Linked DNA regions of Homo sapiens: region 1 is linked to region 2. Evidence: chromatin loops called from intact Hi-C (ENCODE). Cell type or tissue: psoas muscle. All regions are shown on one strand. Each heading gives the region's core, and the rest is flanking DNA. Links, peaks and the distances in the headings are about the cores only.

Evidence for each region. Hi-C counts contacts between places; a loop is a spot of excess contacts. Peaks named below come from ENCODE experiments on the same cell type or tissue, not always from the same donor. Only the 100,000 strongest peaks of a DNase experiment are listed, where the experiment ranks them.
Region 1: a loop joins it to region 2, with 3.0 times the contacts of the local background. A loop is called at or near these places in 4 of 110 quality-filtered maps.

The regions. Positions count from the first base shown.
Region 1 is chr12:55,653,661-55,665,484 of GRCh38, reverse strand. It overlaps the pseudogene PSMB3P1. Among named protein-coding and RNA genes, the nearest start is that of TMT1B, 22 kb to the left of the region's middle. RefSeq lists enhancers at 8,832-8,961, 3,589-8,992, 9,082-9,161. In psoas muscle, for the core only: CTCF peaks have their summits at 5,499 (motif pointing left) and 8,931 (motif pointing right); a DNase peak (open chromatin) is centred at 5,737; H3K27ac peaks cover 2,015 bases.
Region 2 is chr12:55,934,206-55,946,029 of GRCh38, reverse strand. DGKA (diacylglycerol kinase alpha) reads right to left here. Exons shown (of 24, transcript NM_001345.5): 2 at 9,463-9,607; 3 at 8,940-9,013; 4 at 8,487-8,622; 5 at 7,978-8,052; 6 at 7,470-7,519; 7 at 7,041-7,115; 8 at 6,725-6,844; 9 at 6,501-6,615; 10 at 5,860-5,948; 11 at 5,597-5,716; 12 at 5,308-5,406; 13 at 5,050-5,133; 14 at 4,705-4,778; 15 at 4,446-4,520; 2 more. The coding sequence starts at 9,526. Among named protein-coding and RNA genes, the nearest start is that of DGKA, 9.0 kb to the right of the region's middle. RefSeq lists enhancers at 5,380-5,469, 5,089-5,589, 5,590-6,090. In psoas muscle, for the core only: a CTCF peak has its summit at 5,591 (motif pointing right); a DNase peak (open chromatin) is centred at 5,649; H3K4me3 peaks cover 705 bases.

The DNA.
Region 1 (11,824 bases), core at 2,474-10,473, 280 kb after region 2:
TCCACCTGCCTTGGCCTCCCAAAGTGTTGGGATTACAGGTGTGAGCCACTGTGCCTGGCCACCATAGTTTCTTTATCCATTCGTTTGTTGATGGACATGTACGTTGTTTCCATATCTTGGCTATTGTACATGATGCTGCAGTGAATGTGGGAGTGCAGATATCTTTATGTGGTAGTGATTTCATTTCCTTTGGATATATACCCAGAAGACAGATTGCTAGGTCTTATGGTAGTTCTATTTTTTTTCTTAAAAAGTTTTTTTTCCTGACTACAAAGACCAAGAGGTCTTTCCAGTTCTCTTTTGATCCTGAGACTAACAACTGGAGACTGAGGCCAGAGCAGCTGGCAGCTGTGCTTTTCTGTTTCCTGTCAGAGTGATCCCAAGTTTCCTCCTGGCCCATCCCATGGTCCCTCCACAGGAGCGTGAGAAGATGGGGAAGCACTGTGGGGAGACCACCAAAGATGGCTGGACCGTGGGAGAGAGCACGTCATGAAGCATCGCAGCCTCGTGTTGAGGATCCAAACTTAGAAACAAACCCCTCTGTACAGGGGGATTGTGGTGAGCGAGAATCAAGGCCACGGTGTGTGTTTTCTCACTCTCGAATGCAAGTGGGAGAGAGAAAATGACTCCGGACGCCATTGTAACAGTTCCTGGAAGCTGGACCCTCTCATTGGCATATACACTACTCCTCGCCGCAGGGCACTGTCCCACCGGGATCCAGTTGCAAAGTTTGTCTCGATAGTTGAAGGCCTCGCTTAATTGTACTGGGTTCTCAGGGAGCCCTCTGTGCCTTTTGGCTTTGAGTGCTGTGTTTCCCTTTTACCAGAGGGCAGCACTGTGGAAATTCCTATCTACCCTGTGGCATATTCTGTTGGATTGCATTACCGGCTGAGAAAGGACAAGTTGCCATTCAAGTCCAGGGTGGGCTTCCAGCTGCCTTAATACAAGTACTCAAGTCTTTTGGGTAGTGAGCTGGAAAGCCTACAGGAAGAGGGGTACCTATTTTCATTTGAACCTTTAAACCTTTAAAACTAATCTCAGGGCTGGGTGCGGTGGCTCACGCCTGTAATCCCAGCACTTTGGGAGGCTGAGGCGGGCGGATCATAAGATCAGGAGATCGAGACCATCCTGGCTAACATGGTGAAACCCCGTCTCTACTAAAAATACAAAAAATTAGCCGGGCGTGGTAGCGGGCACTTGTAGTCCCAGGTTACTCAGGAGGCTGATGCTGGAGAATGGTGTGAACCCGGGAGGCAGAGCTTGCAGTGAGCCGAGATCACACTACGGCACTCCAGCCTGGGCGACAGAGCGAGACTCTGTCTCAAAACAAACAAACAAACAAACAAAAAACTAATGTCAGATAAACTTTTGGTGCCCATGCTGCTGTAGTTGTTCACTGCTTTCCTGGATGGACGGGACTCTTATGTTGTAACTTCCATACTCCTTTGGCCCATAGCTAAGGCCATCCTTCCCCACAGGGGTGGCTTTGGGATTGGATGATACAGGTTTTGCTTCTGTGTAGTATACCTGTACATATCTGTTTCAAGCAGCCTTTCTTTAATGTTTTCGGTTGGTTTGTATTCTGTAGCTCAGTAGCTGCTGACAAAGTTAAAGATCCTGAAAAAAATTTTTTTTTTCTGACTACAAAGACCCAGAGGAGATGGTTGTATTTTTTTTTTTTTAAATTAAGAAATAGAGATGGGGTTGCCTAGGCTGGTCTTGAACTCCAGGCCTTAAAGCAATCCTACCACCTCAGCCTCCCAAGAGTCAGGGATCACAGGCATGAGCCACTGCACCCTGCAGATAGCTCTATTTTTAATTCTTTAGGAACCTCCACACAGTTTTCCATAATGCCTCCACCAATCTACATTTGATTGTTGGGTTGTTTCTTCAGGACTCACTCTCTCCCGAGTCCCTGGGGGACTCTTGAGGAAGTGTGGTTAAAACATAATACCAGGAGAAAGTACTTCTAGAATGGTGGAAAAACACTTCTGAAAATCTGCTCTTCTGTAAGAGCAGCAAGAACATTGGCAAAAATTGTCAATATCAAGTTTTTCAGAACTCTAGAAATTAACCAAAGGCTTACAACAACCTTAAGAGTTTTTTCAAGAAAAGTGGCTGGCTCTTGTAAGAACGGTGAGGTTTGTGGTGTTTTAACTTGTCCTGTTTCCACCCCTTCTTCCCAGCTCTATGGTGGCCTTGAAACCAGCAGCCTTGGAACCAGAGTCACTGAAAACCAGAGGTCTAGCAGCCATTGGAGGTGGTAGAGTGGGTTTCAAGATCCCCAAAGACCTGGTTGCCAGAGAATTGTCACTATTCGACATGTCTAGAAGATCCCTGGAAAAGCCTCATTCATAGGGCTTATCTTTATTTGGTCACTGAGGAAAGCCCTTTCCCCAGAGCATTGGTAAAATAATCAGTGGCAATTTAAGAATTGCAGTTGCCTGAGATAGTGATACACACTGGGGCAAAATCAGGCTGGCCAAAATCTTACAGAGAAAATCTGGGGATGTTCATAGGGGGCTTGGAAAGCTCTTACTTATTCCTGGGGGTCTAGAAGGCAACACACATGTGCAAGGCTGTGCACCTCTCACTTCTGGCTCACCTTAAAGCCCTGTGCAAGCAGCAAGTGAAGCCTAGGTCAGAGTAATTGGAGTATTGAAGGCATCACACACACACATGCACACGCACGCACACTCACATGCACACACACACTCCTCAACAAAGGGTGGGAGATTCAATGGTCAAAGGCATTTAAGGAAATCTCTGTTTCGGCATTAGCTGACTGCTAAGCTAACCAAGCAGACACACCTGACAAAGAATACACAATTTACAGACTTAGTCCAGGAAAGTCACTAAACAAATACACATACGAGAGCAGCAATAGCAGTAGCAGCAGCCACAACAAACAGCAACAACAAAAAGTCCTGAGGGAGTAGGAATCTGATTTCTGAAGCTGCCACAGTGTATTACTTAAAATATTGTGGTTTCTGTGAAAGATGCCAGTGGCAACAGCTTTGCCACCCAGCTCTCCAACATTTTTGTTATTGGCAAAGGCAACAAATCATAGATTTCTCTTCCCCAAGGAAAATGTATCCACCTCACCATTGTCAAAGAGAGGGACAAGAGACTGATTGATGGTCAAACAGAGCAGTGGGTAAAATGGTCTCTAGATGACATGTTGGAAAGGTCTTTGCATTTAGTCAAAGATAATACAGTATGATTAAAAAATAAAATGTTGGCCAGGCGCGGTGGCTCACACCTGTAATCCCAGCACTTTGGGAGGCTGAGGCAGGCGGATCACCTGAGGTCAGGAGTTTGAGACCAGCCTGGCCAACGTGGTGAAATCCAGTCTCTACTAAAAATAGAAAAAAATCAGCCGAGTATGGTGGCATGTGCCTGTAATCCCAGCTACTCAGGAGGCTGAGGAAAGAGAATCACTGGAACCCAGGAGGCAGAGGTTACAGTGAGCCAAGATCGTGCCACTGCACTCCAGCCTGGGAGACAGAGTGGGACTCTGTCTCAAAAAAAAAAAAAAATAAAAAAATAAAAAAATAAAAAAGAAAGCAATCAATAGGCTTGTTTCTCTGAGAAAGCTCAGACGTTGGACTTACTAGACAGATAATATTTCCTTATAATCCTCTTTATTCTGTAAGATCAGTAGTGATGTCCCCTCTTTCATTCCTGATTTAAGTAATTTGACTCTTTCTCTTTTTTTTCTTTGTCAGTCTAGTTAAGAGTTTGTCAACTTTGCTAATGTTTTCAAAGAACTAACTTTTCATTTTGTTGATTTTTCTCTATTGTTTTTCTATTTTTGATTTCCTTTCTTTCTTTCTTTCTTTCTTTCTTTCTTTCTTCTTTTCTTTCTTTCTTTCTTTCTTTCTTTCTTTCTTTCTTTCTTTCTTTCTTTCTTTCTTTCTTTCTTTCTTTCTTTCTTTCTTTTTCTTTTCTTTTTTTGACACAGCCTCACTCCATCACCCAGGCTGGAGTGCAGTGGTGCAATCTTGGCTTACTGCAACCTCCACCTCCTATATTCAAGCGATCCTCTCACCTCAGCCCCCCAAGTAGCCGGGACTACAGGTGTGCACCACCACGCCCTGCTAGTTTTTGTATTTTTATAGAGATGGGGTTTTGCCATGTTGGCCAGGCTGGTCTTGAACTCCTGGCCTCAAGTGATCCACCCACTTCCGCCTCCCAAAGTGCTGGGATTATAGGCATGAGCCACCATACCCAGCCAAGAGGTTGGAGTGAGCCAAGATCGGGCCACTGCACTGCAGACTGGGGACAGAGTGAGACTCTGTCTCAAAAAAAACCAAAAAACAAAACCCACGAAAAAACCTTTTGTGCTTCTAAGGATACCGTCAACAAAGTAAAAAGATAATCCATGGAATCAGAGAACATATTTGCAAATTATATCTAGTAAGAGCCTTGTATCCAGAATACATAAAGCAGTCATATAACTCAACAACAAAGAGTTGAATAACCCAATCAAAAAATGAAAGAAGGATTTGAACGGACACCTCTCCGAAGAAGATATACAAATGGCCAATAAGGACATGAAAGATGCTCAACATTGTTAGCCGTTGGGAAATGGAAATCAAAACCACAAGGAGATACAAATTCATTCCCACTAGGATGGCTGAAATAAAGACAATAACAAGTGTTGATGAAGATCTGGAGAAATTGAAACCCTCATTCATTGCTGGTGAGAATATAAAGTGATGCAGCCATTTTGGAAAACTGTTTAGCAGTTCCTCAAAGTATTAAACCTAGAGTTACCATCTGACCCAACAATTCAGTTCCTAGGTATACACGCAAGAAAGCTGAAAACATGTGTCTGCACAAAAACTTGTACATGAGCATTCATAGTAGAATTATGCATAATGGTCCCAAAGTTTACACAACACAAATGTCTATATAATGAAGAATGGATAAATAAAATAATATAGCCATACAATGGAATATTATTTGTCAATAAATGGATTGAAGTATTAAAACATGCTACAGCATTGATGAACCTTGAAAACATCAAGCTGAGTGAAAAAGTCAGTCACAAAAGATCACACATTGCATGATTCTATTTGTACAAAATGTCCAGAATAAGCAAATCCATACAGAGACCATATGGTAGTGATTGCTGGGGGTTGGGAGGAAGGAAGAATGAGGAGTGATTCCTAAGGGGTACAGAGTTACTTTTTGGATTGATCAAGTGTTCTAAAATCAGTGATGATGGTTGCATAATCCTGTGTCTACAGTAAAAACCACTAAATTGTATATGTTAAATGAGTGGATTTTATAGTATATAAATTGTACCTCAATAAACCTGTAACAAAATAGAAACAAAACTAGATGTTCCTTCTTTGCCTTTCTATGTTAAAAGGAAAATAGAAACAATGATTTCTACTCTTGGATCATTGGTTCTCAACTGGGGGCAATTTTGTCCCTCAGGGGACATTTGGCCATATCTGGGGACATTGTGGTATCACAATTGGAGGGAAGGGTGCTACTGGCATCTAGTGGGCAGAGGCCAGGAATGCTGCTAAACATCCTACAATGCACAGAACAGCCCCCACAACAAAGAATTATCTGGCCTTAATGTCACTAGTACCAAGGTTGAACAGTCCTGCCTTACAACAAACTCATCGGGAAAGAGCAGGGTCATGGTGCATCCTCTCTCTCCCACAACCACAGAGGTCCCTCAGTGCCAGGGCCTCCCCTGTGTCGAGGGCGGCTCTTAGAATCCATCCTGGGAAACTCACCGTCAGGGCAACGGTAAGGCTGTGAACCACCGTCATCTCTCTAGGAGTGTCCTTGGGAGTAACTTTTGTCTGGTCTCAGTTCCAAGAATAGTTGTGCTTCCCTGCGTCATCTGTCTGTTTTATCTCATGGACACCGTGAACTTCAGAACGGACCAGACTTTCCTTTTTGGGTTGGCTGCTGAACAGTTTTGAGTCAGACTTGTGGCTCACCCTTAGGAAGGGTACAGGTCTTGTATTTCACATTTTTAAGGTTCATTCCTGGTGCGATTTTAGATCCCTATTTCCATCTTTCTTTTTTAAAGTCTCTTTTTTCTTTGTATTTATTTGTTCCTAGTTTTAATACCTGCCATCTCATGGTGTTTTACATGTCTTGGTAAGCTATTTATGCTGTGCAACAGGACTCTGAAAAAATAAATATAAGCAGCGAGTCTCTCCTTAGCTGTGAGACGGGAGTGGCGGGAAGAGTTGTGGGTGGTATGACAGAGGCATAGTGAGGTCTGTGGGCAAGGACCAGTGACCTCCCCATAGGGTGTACTTCCCACTCCAGGAGACTGGGCAGGTGCTGAGGAGTCAGGGTATGAGGAGGTAGGGGGTTCCTAGAGGAGATCAGCTGTTCTTGGATTGCTGTGCAGGACACTGCAGGCTTTTAGTGGTGGAAAAAGCTGGGCTTTCAGAGGATAAGTAACAGATGTGGGAACAGACCTGGTAGGAGAGGGGGCTCTCAGGTGGGCAGGACTGGGTGGTATATTAGGGAGTGTCCTGGACTGGGAGCTGGGGATTAGGCTTCTAGGTTTCAAGTCTGAGTTCTGCTCTTGTTGGCCAAGTGACTTTGGCCTGGTGACTAAGGAGTCACCTGGCTCCTTAATTTACTATCACTAAACCAGAGTATTAATGAATACCTGCTAGGTTTATCTCTGGGGTTGATGTGAGTGCCAAATGAGATGATGCAATGAAATTGCACAAGTGCTCTATTCATTGCTAGGCTGCAAATCTTTTCTTTTTTTAAATGTTGAGGGACAAAAATAATTGTGGAATTATTATGGCTGTGATTACAGTTGTGCTTCATGGAGATGGTCCTATTTGGAGCAGGTAATGACTGTGGCAGAGGCACTGGGTGCTGTGGAGCTGGGGAGCAGGCCTCAAGGAAACAGAGAGACTTGACTGATCCCAGGGAATTAATTAAAACTTACCCAGCATCTGTGGGGAGAAAGTACATGTTAATCATTACGTTGCATTCGGATGTACACAGTTTATTGCTTAGACTTTCAGAGTGAAAAGGATCTCAGGGGTTTACAGAGCCCAGTCCCCTGTCTCAAGTACTCTCTCAGGAGCTCTTAGCACAGGTAAGATCTTTGCTCACACATTTTCTGCAAGAAAAAAAACCAAAACCAAACAAATAACCGCTCCCTGACCCCGGAATTTGGCCCAGGAGAGTCAAGAAGTTGCAGGGTTCAGGGTAAATGGCTTCCCTAGACTTACGTGGGAATACACCACCCAGTGCTGCCCACCTTCGGGCCCCCTCTCCTAGCAGCTCTGTTCCCTCATATGTTTTCATGATCTCTAGGGAAGAGACCACTGCAATTCTAATTTCTTGGGTCTAATTGCAATGTCTTCAGCTACAACTTGAGGCCAGTTTCACCTTCTAACTTTGTGGGTTGGCCAACAGCCACTGATCCCCTTTCTTGTTGTTTTTTCTTTGTAGACCTCTGTGGTCATGGTCTCCTTTCTCTTATGTTCATGTTATTCTTCAGTTCATTTTCCCTCACCTTGACTTCCTTCATTCCTTCCTTCTCCATTTGGAGGATGTCCCATCTGGAGTGAGAGTGGACTGTCTTGTGCACGGGTATACATTTGCACAGGACCTGTGGCCTCTGTCCTGTGCTGCCTCACACCTTGCCCTTAGGTACTGTGGCTTGAGCTCATTGGCACTTAGGGAGCCCCTGCCATGGGAGCATCAGGGAAATTCTGCCCCTATCTCTGGCCATGCTTGACACTCTCCTGCCAGGGCCACTTCTTGCACCATCTTTGTCCCCTATCTCAATGTGCCTGTTCCTCCCCCAGGATCCCTGTAGAGACACTGAGTTCTGCTGCTGAGGCAGGAGCATGGAAGAGGCTTCTGTCTTGGGGAAGGCAGGCTTGTGGCTTAAACTCTTCCTATTCGTACAATGTCTGATCCCATGGTGGCCTATTTGACCCTCTGAGCTTTGCACTCTGGACTTCAGTGAAGTAAGTCTCTGGGATCTTGCACCCATGGAAGCACCCTCAGTCTCTCAGGGGCCCAGTTGTGGTACCTTACATCACCAATGGCCCCTTCCTTCCCCTAAACTTTGATCCCTGTCTCTGACTTCATGGCTCTGCTGTGGAACAGGTGCTGATTGGAAAAGCTACCTTTACTGGTGGGGATTACTCTGGGCTTTCCCGGCTACTCTTTCTGTGGGTAGGATTGTCCTGCGCATGCACACACACACACACACACTCACACGGACCTTGACACATTCAACACAAGGCACACATCCACACATAGACTTGCAGTAGATGGGCTGGTGGAACAGTCCTAGAGACAGCATTACACCAGCATCCTGGAGTCATGGGATCAAGCCCCAGCTCTGACCCTTAGTGACTGTGGATAAACCATATTCTTCTCTGCCTTTGTTTCCTCTTCTGCCACATGATGGAATAAGAGCAGGTGTCTCCAAGGCATCTTCTTTCTGTGACCCAGATGCAGACACGTTACAGAGACAGGTGGGGTGGGCATTGTGTTTGGAGGCTGGGTTTATAGTGTCTAGTTCCACTGGCTTAGGGGGCAGATAGACTAAGTTTGGGTCTGGCTCTGTTGCTGTAGGGCTGTGTGACCTCGAACAAGGAACTTCATTTCTCTCACCCCAGTTTCCTCATCAGCAGAGTGGGATTATTTAAACTTTGTATCAGGTGGTGATTTATGTAACAGTGCCGTGTCCCATACATGATATATATTATTACTGGTCTTAGCTCAGTCATTAATTCACTAATTGATCTTGGGTAAACTAAATGAGTTCTTCTCGACTTCATCGTCCTCCTGTGCAGAATGAAGGGTTTGGACCAGTAGAAGATGTTCAAGACCGCCTTTACCGTCTCCCAGGCAGCTCAGGGACGGGGGACGCCTTGTTGAACATGGCTGTTCAGAGATTTACCACACGGGGGCGATATGACCCCATTTGAACCGGCTCCAGAACAGCAGATTTTTGGGAAAAGCAAACAAAACTTCAATTTTTGGTCCATTTTTCAGACTCTACTCCTTCTTATTTTTATTTTTGACTCACCTTAACCAGAAATTTCAGAAATTTTGAACATCAGAAAGCTGGAAACAATGTAAGTACTTAGCACTCTGTGTTCTGCTTGTAGCCTTTCTACCACGCATGCATTTAAAAAATGTGCACTAACGGCCGGGCGCGGCGGCTCACGCCTGTAATCCCAGCACTTTGGCAGGCCAAGGCGGGCGGATCACGAGGTCAGGAGTCTGAGACCATCCTGGCCAACATGGTGAAACCCTGTCCCTACTAAAATAACAAAAATTAGCTGGGCGTGGTGACGCGCACCTGTAGTCCCAGCTACTCAGGAGGCTGAGGCAGGAGAATAGGAGAATTGCTTGAATCCGGGAGGCGGAGGCTGCAGTGAGTGGAGATCACGCCACTGCACTCCAGCCTGGAGACAGAGTGAGATTTTGTCTCAAAAAAAAAAAAAAAAAAAAAGGGCATTGACAATTGGGAAATATTCACTATTGATCAAGTTCCTTTTTTTTTTTTTGAGGCAGTGTCTGGCTCTGTCGCATGGGCTGGAGTGCAGTGGCGCGATCTCAGCTCACTGCAACGTCCACCTCCTGGGTTCAAGCGATTCTCTCATCTCAGCCTCCCGAGTAGCTGGGACCATAGGTGCCGCCACTCGACCCAGCTAATTTTTGTATTTTTTTGTAGAGACGGCGGCGGGTGGGGGGCGGGGTTCCCTATGTTGCTCAGCTGTTTTTTTTTTTTTTTTTTTTTTTTTTTTCCGAGACGGAGTCTCGCTCTGTCGCCCAGGCTGGAGTGCAGTGGCGCGATCTCGGCTCACTGCAAGCTTCACCTCCCAGGTTCACACCATTCTCCTGCCTCAGCCTCCCGAGGAGCTAGGACTACAGGAGCCCGCCACCACGCCCGGCGAATTTTTTTTTTCGTATATTTAGTAGAGACGGGGTTTCACCGTGTTAGCCAGGATGGTCTCAATCTCCTGACCTCGTGATCCGCCTGCCTTAGCCTCCCAAAGCGCTGGGATTACAGGCGTGAGCCACCGCGCCCGGCGCTCAGGCTGGTTTTGAACTCCTGGGCTCAAGCCGTCCTCCCACCTAGGCCTCTCAAAGTGCTGGGATTACAGGCGTGAGCCACCACACGCGGACTACAAAATAAAACTATTGATAAAACATTTCTAAAGGCGTAAAGTAGGCACAATTGGTTAAAAATAGGCGTTAAAAATGTCAAAATAAGGGAAGGCTAGACCCAGTTTACCGGAATTGCGCTGGTGATGGAGGGTTGCTAGTATACCACAATTATGTTTATTATGTCCCATAACCGAGGGGCCGTCATGGCCATGAAGGAGAAGAGCTGTTTGGCTATAGCTGCAGACAGGCGCTTCGGGATCCAGGCCCAAATGGTTACCACGGACTTCCAGATCTTTCCCATGGGTGACCGGCTGTATATCCATCTGGCCCGGCTCGTCACTGACATCGAGACAGTTGTCCAGTGCCTCAAGTTCCGGCTGAACCTGTGTGAGTTGAAGGAAGGTCGGCAGTCAAATCTTATACCCTATGAGCATGGTGGCCAAGGCCTCTTGTCTGAGAAACGTTTGGCCCCTACTATACTGAGCCAGTCATTGCTGGGTTGGACCTGAAGACCTTTAAGCCCTTTATTTGCTCTCTAGAGCTCATTGGCTGACCCATGGTGACTGAAGACTTTATGGTCAGTGGCACCTGTGCAGAACAAATATATGAAATGTGCGAGTCCCTCTGGGAGTGCAACATGGATCCAGAACAGCTGTTTGAAACCATCTTCCAAGCCATGCTGAATGCTGTGGACCGGGATGCCGTGTCAGGCATGGGAGTCATTGTCCACATCACTGAGAAGGACAAAATCACCACCAGGACACTGAAGGCCCTAATGGACTAACCCTGTTCCCAGAGCCCACTTAAAAAAACAAAACAAAACAAACAAATATATATATATGTATATATCCTTTCTTAAAAAAATCAAAATAAAACATTCTATCATTTTGTTTAAATGTTTTATACACTATTTTTTCCTATTGTATGATTAGTGGATCTCAAATATAAAAATATAAAACCAAAACAACATAATGAACACCCAAATCCATTCCACTTAGAGCTTATCATTGTTAATACTTTGGTATGTATGTGTCTATTTATCTATTATCTATTGATCTGAATACATATATTTTATACATCTAGATACATATTTTATCCAGATGTATATATATCTATCTGTCATGTATTGATCTGAATACATATTTTATTGAAAATTTAATATTTTTAATCTTTTTTATCATTTAGCAATACATTATAAACTTCTATGTCAAAAAACGTTTAAAGAATAACATTTCGTTTTAGAATAGTTGTGAATTTATAGAAAAATTGCTAAGATAGTACATGTGATTCCCATATACTCCACACCCAGTTTCCTTTATTATTGTCTTAAATTAGTAGGTACATTTGTCACAATTAATGAACCAATATTGATACATTATTATTAATTCAAGTCTGTACTTTAGTCAGATTTTCTTCGTTTTCATTTAATGTCTTTTTTTTTTGTTTCAGGATTCCATCCAGGATAACATATTACATCCAGTTGTCATGTCTTCCTAATTTCTCAGACTTTCCTGTTTTTGATGATCTTGACAATTTCAAGGAGTAGAGTAGTTAGGTGTTTTTAGGGTGCACTGTTATTGAAATTTTGTTTTCTTTTTTTTTTGAGATGGAGTCTCACTCTGTCACCCAGGCTGGAGTGCAGTGGCGCAATCTTGGCTCACTGAAAACTCTGCCTCCC
Region 2 (11,824 bases), core at 1,630-9,629:
GTTCACTTGAGGTCAGGAGTTCGAGACCAGCATGGGCAGCACGGTGAAACCTGTCTCTACTAAAAATACAAAAATTAGCCGGTGTGTTGGCATAGGCTTGTAAGCCCAGCTACCTGGGAGGTTGAGACATGAGAATTGCTTGGGCCAGGGAGGCAGAGGTTGCAATGAGCCGAGATTGTGCCACTGCACTCCAGCCTGGGCAACAGAGGGAGACTCTGTCTTAAAAAAAAAAAAAATGAGGATTTTGAGATGGGGGATCATACTGGATCATCTGGGTGGTACCAATGTAATCACAGGGGTCCTTATAAGTGAAAGAGGAAGGCAGGAGAAAAGAGTTGTAAAAGGAGATGTGACTGTGGAAGCAGGGGTTGGAGTGATAAGACCACTGGTTGGAAGGGGGACCTTGAGCCAAAGAATGCAGACAGCCTGTAGAAACTAGAAAAAGCAAAGGATTATTCCCTAGAGCCTCTAGAAAAGAACTCAGCCCTGCCAACACCTTGATTTTAGCCTAGTGAGACCCATTTTGGACTTCTCTCATCCAGAACTGTAAGACAATAAATTTGTGTTGCTTTAAGCCACTGTTTGTGGTAATTGGCGACAGCAGCAATGGGACGCTAATGCAGACCCTTTAATAACTCCTCTTCCTCTGCTCAACTGTTAAATAGGGTGTTTACCAGGATCTTGCTGTCTTTGTTCACCTTCTCTTACCTCTTTCTCTGGGTAATCTCAGCTACTTTCAGAATGTCAATTACCACCTAGGAGCAGATGACTCTCAAACATGTATCTCCTAAAATATTTGACTTCTCTCCTAAATTCCTGACATGTATTTCTAACCACCCACCACAACATCTCCACCTGCCCCAAACTGAATTTTTCTTCCTTAAACTGGTCTTCCTCCTATATTCCCTGTCTTAATAAATGCCACCCCAAGGTTGGGCACGGTGGCTCACGCATATAATCCCAGCACTTTGGGAGGCAGAGGTGGGCGGATCACCTGAGGTCAGGAGCTCGAGACCAGCCTGGCCAGCATGGTGAAATCTCGTCTCCACTTAAAATACAAAAATTAGCTGGATGTGGTGGTGGACACCTGCAATCCCAGCTACTCGGGAGGGTAAGGCAGGAGAATCGCCGGAACCTGCGAGGTAGAAGTTGCAGTGAGCTGAGATTGTGCCACTGCACTCCAGTCTAGGCAACAGAATGAGACTCTGTCTCAAAAAGATAAATAAATAAAAATAAATAAATGAATAAATGAATAAATAAATGCCACCTCCATCTGCTGAATCCACAAACCTAGGAAATGTCCTAGACTTTTCTCTACCTCCTTCTCCACAACCTATCAGTTATCCAGAGCTGTGGCTTCTACCTCATTAACTCCACTGCTGCTGCCTTGGCTTCTGTATTCATCATCTCTTGTCTGGACTACTGCAAACAGGTAATTTCCTATTCTGTCTCCTTCCTACAATCCATCTTCCACAGAGCTCCCATAGTGATAATCCCTTCAATCCCCCCTCTTCGAACCTTATGATTTTTTCAGTGTCAACATGTTTTCCTTTTTATTTTTTAATTTAAAGTCTCACACTGTTGCCCAGGCTGGAGTGCAGTGGTGCAATCATGGCTCACTACAGCCTCGATCTTTTCAGCTGAAGCAATCCTCCCGCCTCAGCCTCAGCTGGGACTATAGGCATGTGCCACCATGCCTGGCTATTTATTTGTGTGTTTATTTATTTTTAGAGATGAGATCTCACTGTGTCAGCCAGGATTGAGTGCAGTGGCCCAATCATAGCTCATTGCAGCCTGAAACTCCTGGGCTCAAGGAATCCTCCAGCCTCCACCTCCTGAGTTGTTGGGACTACAGGTGCGTGCCACCATGCCCAGCTAATTTTTTAAAAAATATTTTGTAGAGACTTGGTCTCACTTTGTTGTCCAGGCTGGTCTCCAGCTCCTGGCTTAAAGCGATCTTCTGACCTTGGCCTCCCAAAGTGTTGGGATTACAGGAATCAGCCACCGTGCCCAGCCCAACATACATTTTCATTAGTGCTACATTTATATCCTTATTGTCATGATTCAGGTTGAGTTAGCAGAAAACTGCAATGTTTTCTGCTAACTTGTTTGCTTGTTTATGCTAACTTGATTTTTGTTTGCAGAATACAGGGAAGACATAAAATATGTAATTTCAAAATATCTAATATTATAAATGAAGAAGTCAGATGTTGAGGATCTGAAAACTGGTCAAAGAATTGGTTATATGTCTATATATAAAACAAGTTATAATGAGCACTCAGAGATATTTCTTCCTATTTGTTCTTTTAGTTACATCTTTTACTTACATCGAGTTCCCCCTCACTGCTGCTTGTTTGATTGAGTTAAAAAAAAAAGAGAAAAGAAAAAAAAAGAGTTTGCTCATAGTTCAGGGATTGCACACTCAAATACCTGAGTGGCTTGAATGGTAAAGTGGGTTGGGCATGGTGGCTTACACCTGTAATCCCAACATTTTGGGAAGCCTAGGTGGGCAGATCACTTGAGGTCAGGAGTTCAAGACCATCCTGGCTAACATGGTGAAACCTCGTCTCTACTAAAAATACAAAAATTAGCAGGGCGTGATGGCACACACCTGTATTTCCAGCTATTCAGGAGGCTGAGACAGGAGAATCACTTGAACCTGGGAGGCAGAGGTTGCAGTGAGCTGAGATGGCACCACTGCACTCCAGCATGGGCAACAGAGCGAGATTCCATCTCAAGAAAAAAAAAAAAGAAAGGGAAAGTGAATAAGTGACTAGCAGGGAGCCAAGGGGATTGTGATAAACTGAAGAATACATGTCCCACTTAGAAATAATCAAGTACAAAGAAATTGAAAACACTGCAAGGCAACTAATACAAAACAACACAAAATCATTACTGTGGGCTGTCAGCTTGCAATCTCTGACAGGATAAAATTAAAAACTCCCTGGCACAGTATTCATAACCCTCCATCATCTGGACTCTGCTCAACTAGTCTTCCCTCTCCACATTTTCCACCTTTCACCCTATGTCCCAATCATGATGAATGACTTACAGTTCCCCCAATGCACCACCATGTTGTTTGGTGGCTCCTCTGGCCTTACACTACTTCCTCCACCTAGAATGCCTTCCGCTGCCCTTAGCAGATCTCTATTCCCTAAGATCTCCAGCAAGATCTTAGAGCTGGACCCTGAACCCAATAACCTCAACTCCAAGATTCCTCAAACACAATCTGCCCTACACTGACCTCTTTATCTACCAATACCATCCCTCAAACTCCTTCTGTTTGAAAGGCATAAGAGATTAGAAATGGGAGAGCAGTTAGGAGACTATTGCAATACTCTGAAAGAAATCATAGTGAATTAATTAATGACTACCTGGTTAATTGTTTGAATGAGTGAATGAGTCATGACCTGCTAGCTCCATCATTCAGCATCTGGCTTAGCTCTTATACAACCTTCCTTATTCACACATTGTTCCCCACCCCCATATTCCTTGATTCTCTGAGCCATAAGAGTTGGTTGGGAGAAACATAAAAATATTTACAGGAAAGGGGACTATCACCCTTGACCCTTCTAGGTTCAGATTGTGGTCCCTGCTTCTTCCAAAGCTCTCTTCTTTTTGGACATTCCACTTTTGTATCCACCTGTCTGTGCCCCTCTTCTTCCCCAATCCTTTCCATACCAGATGCCTAGTTTCTTCTCTAAGTGCCTTTCCCTTCCTACACAACTCCTCTCAGCCTACAGCAAAACAATTTCTAACCACTTACCTCCTCCCCATCTTAGGCATCGAGCCAGATCATTTCCAGTACCCAGGGGCAACACAGCAACAGGAGGCAAAACTGGCAAGTTAGCTTTGTCTGCGGAGGCAGGTGAAGAGAAGGATGGAGTGAGTTAGCTCTGCAAGACTACGACCCCAATACCTTCCCCACGCCCCTCCCTGCACTGACCAATGGTCTCTAGAATCCAGCCTACTGTGCCGTCTCCACCACACACCAAAATCCGGCTATCAGGAACATCCTTGAATAATCGGAGCCTGAGACAAAGGGGAGAGAGAATATGAAGAAGGATAACAGGACTGAGGCTACCCAAGTCCTGAGCAGGCAGATTGCTTCTTGTCTCTCATTCCGTAGGACCCTCCTCCTTTTTGTCAAAAGACTTGAGTTTCTATGAAGGTCACAGAAAAGAACAATGGGGAAAGTTATAGCCACTCCTCAGTGGTTAGGGAAAAATTGGATCTTCATTCTTTGAGAGCAGGACAAAGATGGGCCAGAGAGCTCGGAGGATGGGATACCCAGTGACCCTAGGGAAGGAAATATTCTGAATTCTGGCCTCTTGGGGATCTCTAGCCCTCCTCTCCCAATCTGCACTCTTTCCTGCACTCTCCTAACATATACAGATACACAGACCCACGAAAACACTGTGATACAGTCCCTAACCTGTGCTCACCCTATCTCAGGACCATCCTTTAGGAGGTTGAACACCTGTCGAGGGTTTAATATATACTGGAACTTCCAGAGCACCCTGTGTGTGGGAAAAAGAAAAGTTCATGGCAGGCGCGGGGGTTGGGGGTGATCTTCTGAACCTCACCCTCTTTGTGTGTTCCTCAAGGTATGCCCCTCCAGACACACACATCCCCTTCCACCTTCTAAGTGTTGCAGGCAGGCCCTGCCTCTCATCTTAGAAGACCCAATATATTTCTCCTCACCTTTGCCCCTGCTTCCCGCCACTCTTAGGATTGACAAAGACGAGAAGTGGGTGGGTGTTAGGAACAGGGTCAATCTGCATTGGGGGAAGAAAATAAGGACAAAGAAAGCAGGATTTTGTCAGAGTTAAGGTGGGCCCAGGAGACAGGGGCAGAGGGCTAGCATTCCACCAAGATATTTCCCCCCTCCCTCCTGTTTCCCTCCCCTTCCCTCCCCTACCATGGTGGAGTTTCTGGAGAGTGAGCATCAACCGCTCCCCACCAGGCTCTCCCACTTCATTCCCACCCATGAGGGCTCCAGTGAAAAACCTGCCCCCATCATGAAGCCCAAGACTCTCAGCCCTGTACCCGCAGAGCCTCAGAGGTGCTCAAATTTAAATCATCCATGGTCTTCTGGCTTGTTTTGCTATTTTTACGATCCGGTCCAGAGGCCTGGGAGGGGAAGAAAGTAGAGGGAAGAAAAGCTGTATTGTGCATGAATCCCTAAATAGAGGGGTCTGACTTGAATCCTAAAAGTATGAGCTCTCTATTCTAAATGCCACTCTGTGCGTGTGGGAAATCGGGGAGGCACTCCTGTCCCCTCCCCGCTGCTGCCGAGGGTCTCACCAGGACACTGGGATAGATGGAAGATGGAGGCAGGATGTGATCCCGGAGCAGCCCACAGTCACACTCATGGCCCACCGCTTGCAGGCAGTCATCGTGGATCTGAAAGACGAGGTGGGCACAGAGAGATCACGAAGGTAACCCTGTCTCCTCTCAACCTGGCAGTCTGGGCTGGAAAGAGCCCTTGGGAGCAGGGGCAACTGTGCCTGTAAAGGAGGTGTGGCCGGAGGCCCGTGGAGAAGGCAGCTCTGCGGGGTAAGACGCACCCAGAAGGGATGGCTCCCAAACTGACCTCTAGGTGGCACCATACACAATGCAGCCCGGTCAGACTGTGGTAGATCCGGATCTTTTTCTGACAGCGGTCGCAGCGCCCGGACTCACAGCCTCCTCGCACCCACACATGTGATTGGACCTTGGGGAGAAAGGCAGTTCCTTGTCTGGCAGGGTCTGAGCAGGACCTAGGGGAGGGAGGGGCTGAGGGCAGCAATGGGCCAAGGGCCAGGGCCAGGGCCAGGATGTAGGTGATGTTGGGGGTGGAGGCATGAGATCACTCACACCAATGTCCTTCCGAGACTTGGCATAGGTGCTGACTTCACAAGGCAGGGCTTTCATGGCACACTGGTCGTGAACAGTGTACTTACAGACTGAGGGAGAAGGAAGAAGTTGGGAGGCTTAGCTGAGCCTCTCCCCCTATTTCCTTCTTACCTGAGGGTGAGGCAGGATCAGATATGTGATCCCTTGCTTGAGGGTGTAGCAGAATAAAAGTTCGGGGTGAAGTGCCCACCTCCAAAACCCACGCCTTTTCCTTACTCTTCCTCCTAAAAGATCAGCTGCTACTGCATGCCTGCCCCACACCATCCATGTGCCAGGCAGGAACTGAGCTGGATAATGCTTGGGAGGCCCAGGTCTAACAGCAACAGTAATCATAATAGATATTTTTTATTGCATTTTATAGTATGTGCATGCACCATCTGAAGCACTTTTCTTGCACCAACTTTTTTAATGCTCACAATTACCTCATTTTCAGTTGAGGAAACTAAGGCTTAAAGAAGTGATGTGGCTTTCCCAAGGTCACATAACTAGTCAGTGGCAGAGCCCAGGATTCAAACCTAGGTCTTTTCTAAGTTTACAGCATCAAGCTCCCACAGATAGCTGGGCTGACCCTCTTCCCCTACCTCCCAGCTCCCATTACTCACGGTTACAGCTCAGTCCCTGTTTGCCAAGACCAATGCTTGACTCGCACAGATTGCAGTAGACTGGTCTGGGGAACCTCTTGGGCCTCCACATGTGCTGTCCGTCGTCCTTCAGAGTCTAGGAAGGCACAGTAGATGCTAGGGAGTGTCAAAGCCCTTACAGGGCCAATCCGGGCAAGCATAACCCAAGGCTGTCTTACTCATCCCCCAAAGTCTCTCCTACTCACCATCTCCAGACCCAGCAGCACTAGCAGTGGCACGGTGGTGGCCCCAGCCCGGACCCACTCAGCTTGAGAGACAGAGCCACTGCCATCATAGTCAATCTCTTTCATCATCTCCTGAAGAATCTGAGCACAGAGTGGAAAGGGACTTTCAGTATGAGTGGGTCTTCAGACCCAACACCTCTCCACTGCCTCTTAGGATATCCAGCCCAGCCATCCTAGCCAAGGGAACCAGGTTGCCTGTCAGAGATGAAGTAAGGCAGATGCAGGACTCACCAGGGAAGAAGGTACAAGAAGGGACATGAAGGAAGAGCTGCCTTACCGGCCTCAGCTCAGACACATCCCAATCCAGGTATTCAGCCACTCGCATCATCTGTAGGATAATTTTGTCCACTTCCTGGAGCAAAAAGGGCAAGAGCCACAGCCATATCCCCTTTACTACCACCATCCAAACTCTTTTCCAGAAATCAGTGTTCCTGGGTTCCACCCCAGATTCACACCTCTCATTCTCAGGTATGTCTGCCAAGTAAATAAATGTGTTTGTATGTTTGTAAGGCAGACCCAATTCATGTATCCAGCATTCTCTTTGAGGGGTCAAGAGCTTGGGACTTACTTTCAAATTTAGTCCTAGAGGACTCAACCTCTCCCCCCATCCTCTTCTGTTTCTTAAGACCCTGGAAGAGTTGGGGCAGGAGGGTGCAGACAAATTAACACATATTCCCTTGCCCAGCATACAGGGTCCCCAACTCACTGAGCTGTCCAGGATCCCATTTCTGTCCGTGTCGTACAGCTTGAAGGTGACTGTGGGGTGTTTTAGGGGGGCCAGGGTCAGTTTGTGAGAGATACCCAAAGAATTCATACCAGAATATGGGGGAAACAAAGAGACAGGGAGAGAGCTTTTGGGTGAGAAGCCTAGAGCCTGGGATGGGACTGAGAGAGAGACAAAAAGGAAAGGAAAACAGGCATGGACTCTACCCTCAGTGAATGTGTCAGGGGAGACAATACATAATCCATATCCCAAGGACATCCTAGGCCGCCTACATGGGAATGCACAAGACATGGGTACTGGGGTGACTATGGTGAAGGGTATTAGGTATAAATAGTCTGGGAGAACACAGGAAATGGGCTCATTCTCTGGCCCCACCTTTGTCTAGACCTGTCAGCCTTTAGGAATCCTGAAGGAATAAGGGAAAGGAGGATGGGAAACACCTCTCTCTCCCTTCACTGCCCTGCCACCTCACTTCAGAAGGGCAACTCACATTCTAACTTGTCTTCTGGCCGACCACCCTCCAGAAGGGAAAAGTAGCAGGAAACATCATTGAGACACACCACATCTGGTTACAAAAAAGCAGATCAGAAGTCAGGGCTCCCTCCACTTTGGCTCATGTTTTATCCTTTGTTTGTCCCACCTCTCCCTTTTTTTAAAAAAAAGATTTACTGATTTTTTTGAGAGACAGGGTCTTGCTCTGTCACTGAGGCTGGAGTGCAGTGGCATGATTACTGCTCACTGCACCTTGAACTCCTGGCCTCAAGCAATCCTCCCACCTCAGCTTCCCAAAGTGCTGGGACTACAGGTGTGAGCCACTGCCCTCGACTTACCTTTCCCCTTTACCTTTCCTCCCTTTAGCTCCTAGACCAGCCTGACTATTCTCCACCAATTTCCCCCAACCTGCACAACGTGTGACTCAAGTTAATTCTCAACCCCAAATCCATACTAGTTTGATTTTTCTGCCAGAGGCTTAGCCCAGTCCTACCTGCTTGACCATACCTTTTGTCACATTTGTCTCATTTAAGCAGTGACCAGTCTCAAAGGATTGAAACAGTGCCAGGCTTAGGTGTCTGGGAACATTATCCACTTCGAGATAGATTTTCAGGAATTGCTGGAATCCCTCGTACCCAATGGCCTATAATGAGAGTGAGCATTATCCTGGGGAGTCTGCAAGGTCAGAGCTGGGGCTGAAGAATTGGGAGTAGCGGGGACAGGGATAATAAATGCAGAGCTGAGAAGCATCTGAGGCAGGAGTATGGTTTCTTTGATTAAGTCCTGAGTTAATAGAATCCCTTGTTTTATCCTAAAGCAATAGTCAGAGTGACAATGGACACTAGGGTATCTCTAGAGGGGATAGTGAGGGGCAGGCCCAGAATAATTCCTGGAAGTTGGGGATCAAAAACAAAGATGGGAAGAGTTGATCAAGAAGAAGATTTCCCAGCTGCCACTCACATCTCCTTGGACATATTTAGCCATCTCGCCATCCTCGAAGAGCTTTAGGACATCACTGACCTTTTTGGTGGAGTCTAGGGTGTAGAGAGAGTAAGAGAACAGCATTATTAGTCCAGCTGAGTTCTCTTGCCAGAGAAATCCAGCAGGAAAAAAGATTCAAATGAGATGAAGAAATTCCAAGAAGAAACACAGAAATACAGAGGGAAAAATATTTCAGATCCTCCAAAACAGTACCACTCTTTACTCCTCTTCTCTGAGAGCTGGAGCAAGCAGTCCAGGTATAGCGAAGGTGGGTAGAGAGCCGAGACCTTGCACAATGCAGCCCAGTTAGACTGTGGTAGATCCGGATCTTTTTCTGACATCTCCCCATCTCCCACTCCTCCCATTTCCAGTCATGGGCACATCTGAGCAGCACACTGCTCAAAGCCACTGAGGAAGCTGGGGGGCAGGGGGTGTAATGAGGAGGAGGAGGGATTCTCTGGGGCAGGGTCTCCAGAACTGAAGGCCTGACAGGAAGACTCACATTCCATGTATTTTTGCAGCTGGGCAAAATCACTGGGGCTTATTAGGCCCCTCTCCTTGGCCATCTGTCTATTTTTCTCAAGGATGGCCAGAAAGGCAGCTTCGTAGTAGTACTTCCGTTGCTTGGACCTCTTCAGAGGGTAGGCCTGGGGAAAGGTGACAGAGCGTACAGTGGGAAGAGCCAGCTGTCTGGGTGTCTTTTCTTCTGTCTGTTCCATTCTGTCTCTACTCCCACTATTATTTTTTGTTCTTTCCTTCTCTCCTAGTCCCTCCCTAAACATCTTCCTTTCCCTGTGTCCCTCTTCCCTATGCCTCTACCTTCCCTGACAGTGTCTGTCCTCTGTCTCTGTTTCTCTGACTCATCTCTGTCTCTCCATTTCTGGATCCTTCTCCCTCTCCCCCAACCTATCTTGATTCATCTGACCACCCTCACCTTCCCACCCGCACCCGGCTTTCTCAGTCTATATATGTTTCTGTGGGTGTGTCCCTTGTCTGTTTCTGCGCTTTCTTCCACCATCGTCAATCTCTGCAGACTCTCCCCATCCTGAGCTCTCTCCCATCTCGGGTCTTCGGCAGTTCCGGCAGTTCCGGCCCTCTGAGTGACTCTTACTGCGTTAGCGCGTCTTCCTGGCCATGACCCCATTTTGTTCCGCCTCTGGCCAGGGACCCCAGCTCCGCTCAGCCACCCACTCCCCGAGCCACCCACGCCACGCAACGACCTCTAGCGCTTCTGACGCGCGACACAGAACCAGCTCTGGCAAGGTCCCTAGCCCCGGCCCCGCCTGGACTGCGTTCCGCGGAGCTCCACTAGGGAAGGGTGGGGAACTAGGCGCGGGGTAGGGAAGAGGCAGGGGAAGAGACTCTGGGTACCCACAGAGTCTCTTCCTCAGAAGAGGGTTCTGGGATACTGACATCCTAGAGAAAGGACTCTACCCATCTGGCACTTTTCAATGACTATAATCCAACTTCTGCTGCCAACAGATCTAGTGTTTCCCAGTCCTGGGACGATGGAGCCGAGTGCTAGTGTCTCGGCTCCTGGGAACTTCCTTCCACTCCGCTAGGTCAGCAGTGCTTAGGGAGCCCCAGGTTTTGGCTACTGGATCCAGGGACCAAGGTGCAGTGGGCGACTTTCCTTGATTCAGTAATGATAATAACATATCTTACGTTAATATAATACAGCACGGTTTTGGAACAGAACTAGATCAGTCATATCTGGGTCCCATTCTTAGCTCTGATACCACTGTGTGACTTGGGGAAGTTATATCTGCAAAATGGGGAGAATGAGAACCATTTTTCACAGTTGTGTGGCTTACGTAAAACAATATATGAAAAGTCACTCATACAATGCCTGACATTTAGGAGGCCTACAAGAAATGCTAGTTATTATTGTACTAACAATTAGAATCAAATCATCAGACATAGGAAATTATTGGCATAACCATTCTACAGATGAAGAAACTGGAGCTCAGAGAAGCTTGGATTTCCTAAGGCAGTTGATAGATGGAAAATCCAAGGCTCCAGCCCAAGGCCATGTGGTAGTGCCTCTGTTTGTCCCTCTGCCCTCCTCTTGTTCCACTCTCTCCTCACACCCCGCCATCTGGTCTCACTGTGCTCCTTTCTGTTCCTCAGGCATGCCAAGCTCTCCCCTGCTCAAAGCAATGAGTCTTACTGTTCTGTCTGCCTGGGATACCCTTCCCAGTATGTAGTGGGTGCTGAATATTGGTTGTACACATGATTGTGTAAAGCTGGGGATTCATAATTTGGGGCTATTAATCCAAATATGGTTACATGGGAATAGGATGCCAGAGTGTCCACCTGACAGTCAGAGGAAAGGAGATAATTTGTAGTACATAGAGTAGGTGCTAAATAAATATTTGTTAAATAAATGAATGATGCTGAAAAGCACTTATTGACTACCCCATCAAACACCCTGATCTCCACCCACTCATTTAGGGCTTGTTGGGTAAGGGAAGCAGTTTGGGTGTTCAAGAACAGCCTAGCCCTTTTCCTTTCTGATGATGCAAGAACTTTCTCTGCAGCCTCTTCCCTTGGGACATCTCTGCTGCCTACTTTTATGCAGCACACCATTCCTATTCCAGCAGCTCTCTGGGAACACTCAGAAGAGGGTTCTGGGATACTGACATCCTAGAGAAAGGACTCTACCCATCTGGCACTTTTCAATGACCATAGTCCAACTTCTGCTGCCAACAGACCTAATGAATACTAATAGTCTTATGGCTAATGGGGCCTCTATAGCTTAATTAGCCTCTCTGATTACCCCTGGGGATTCTAAGATGACTCCAAAGTTCTAGGAAATGGAATCTGAGGGAGAAAGTGACAAGGAGGGAGCAAACAAGTTACAA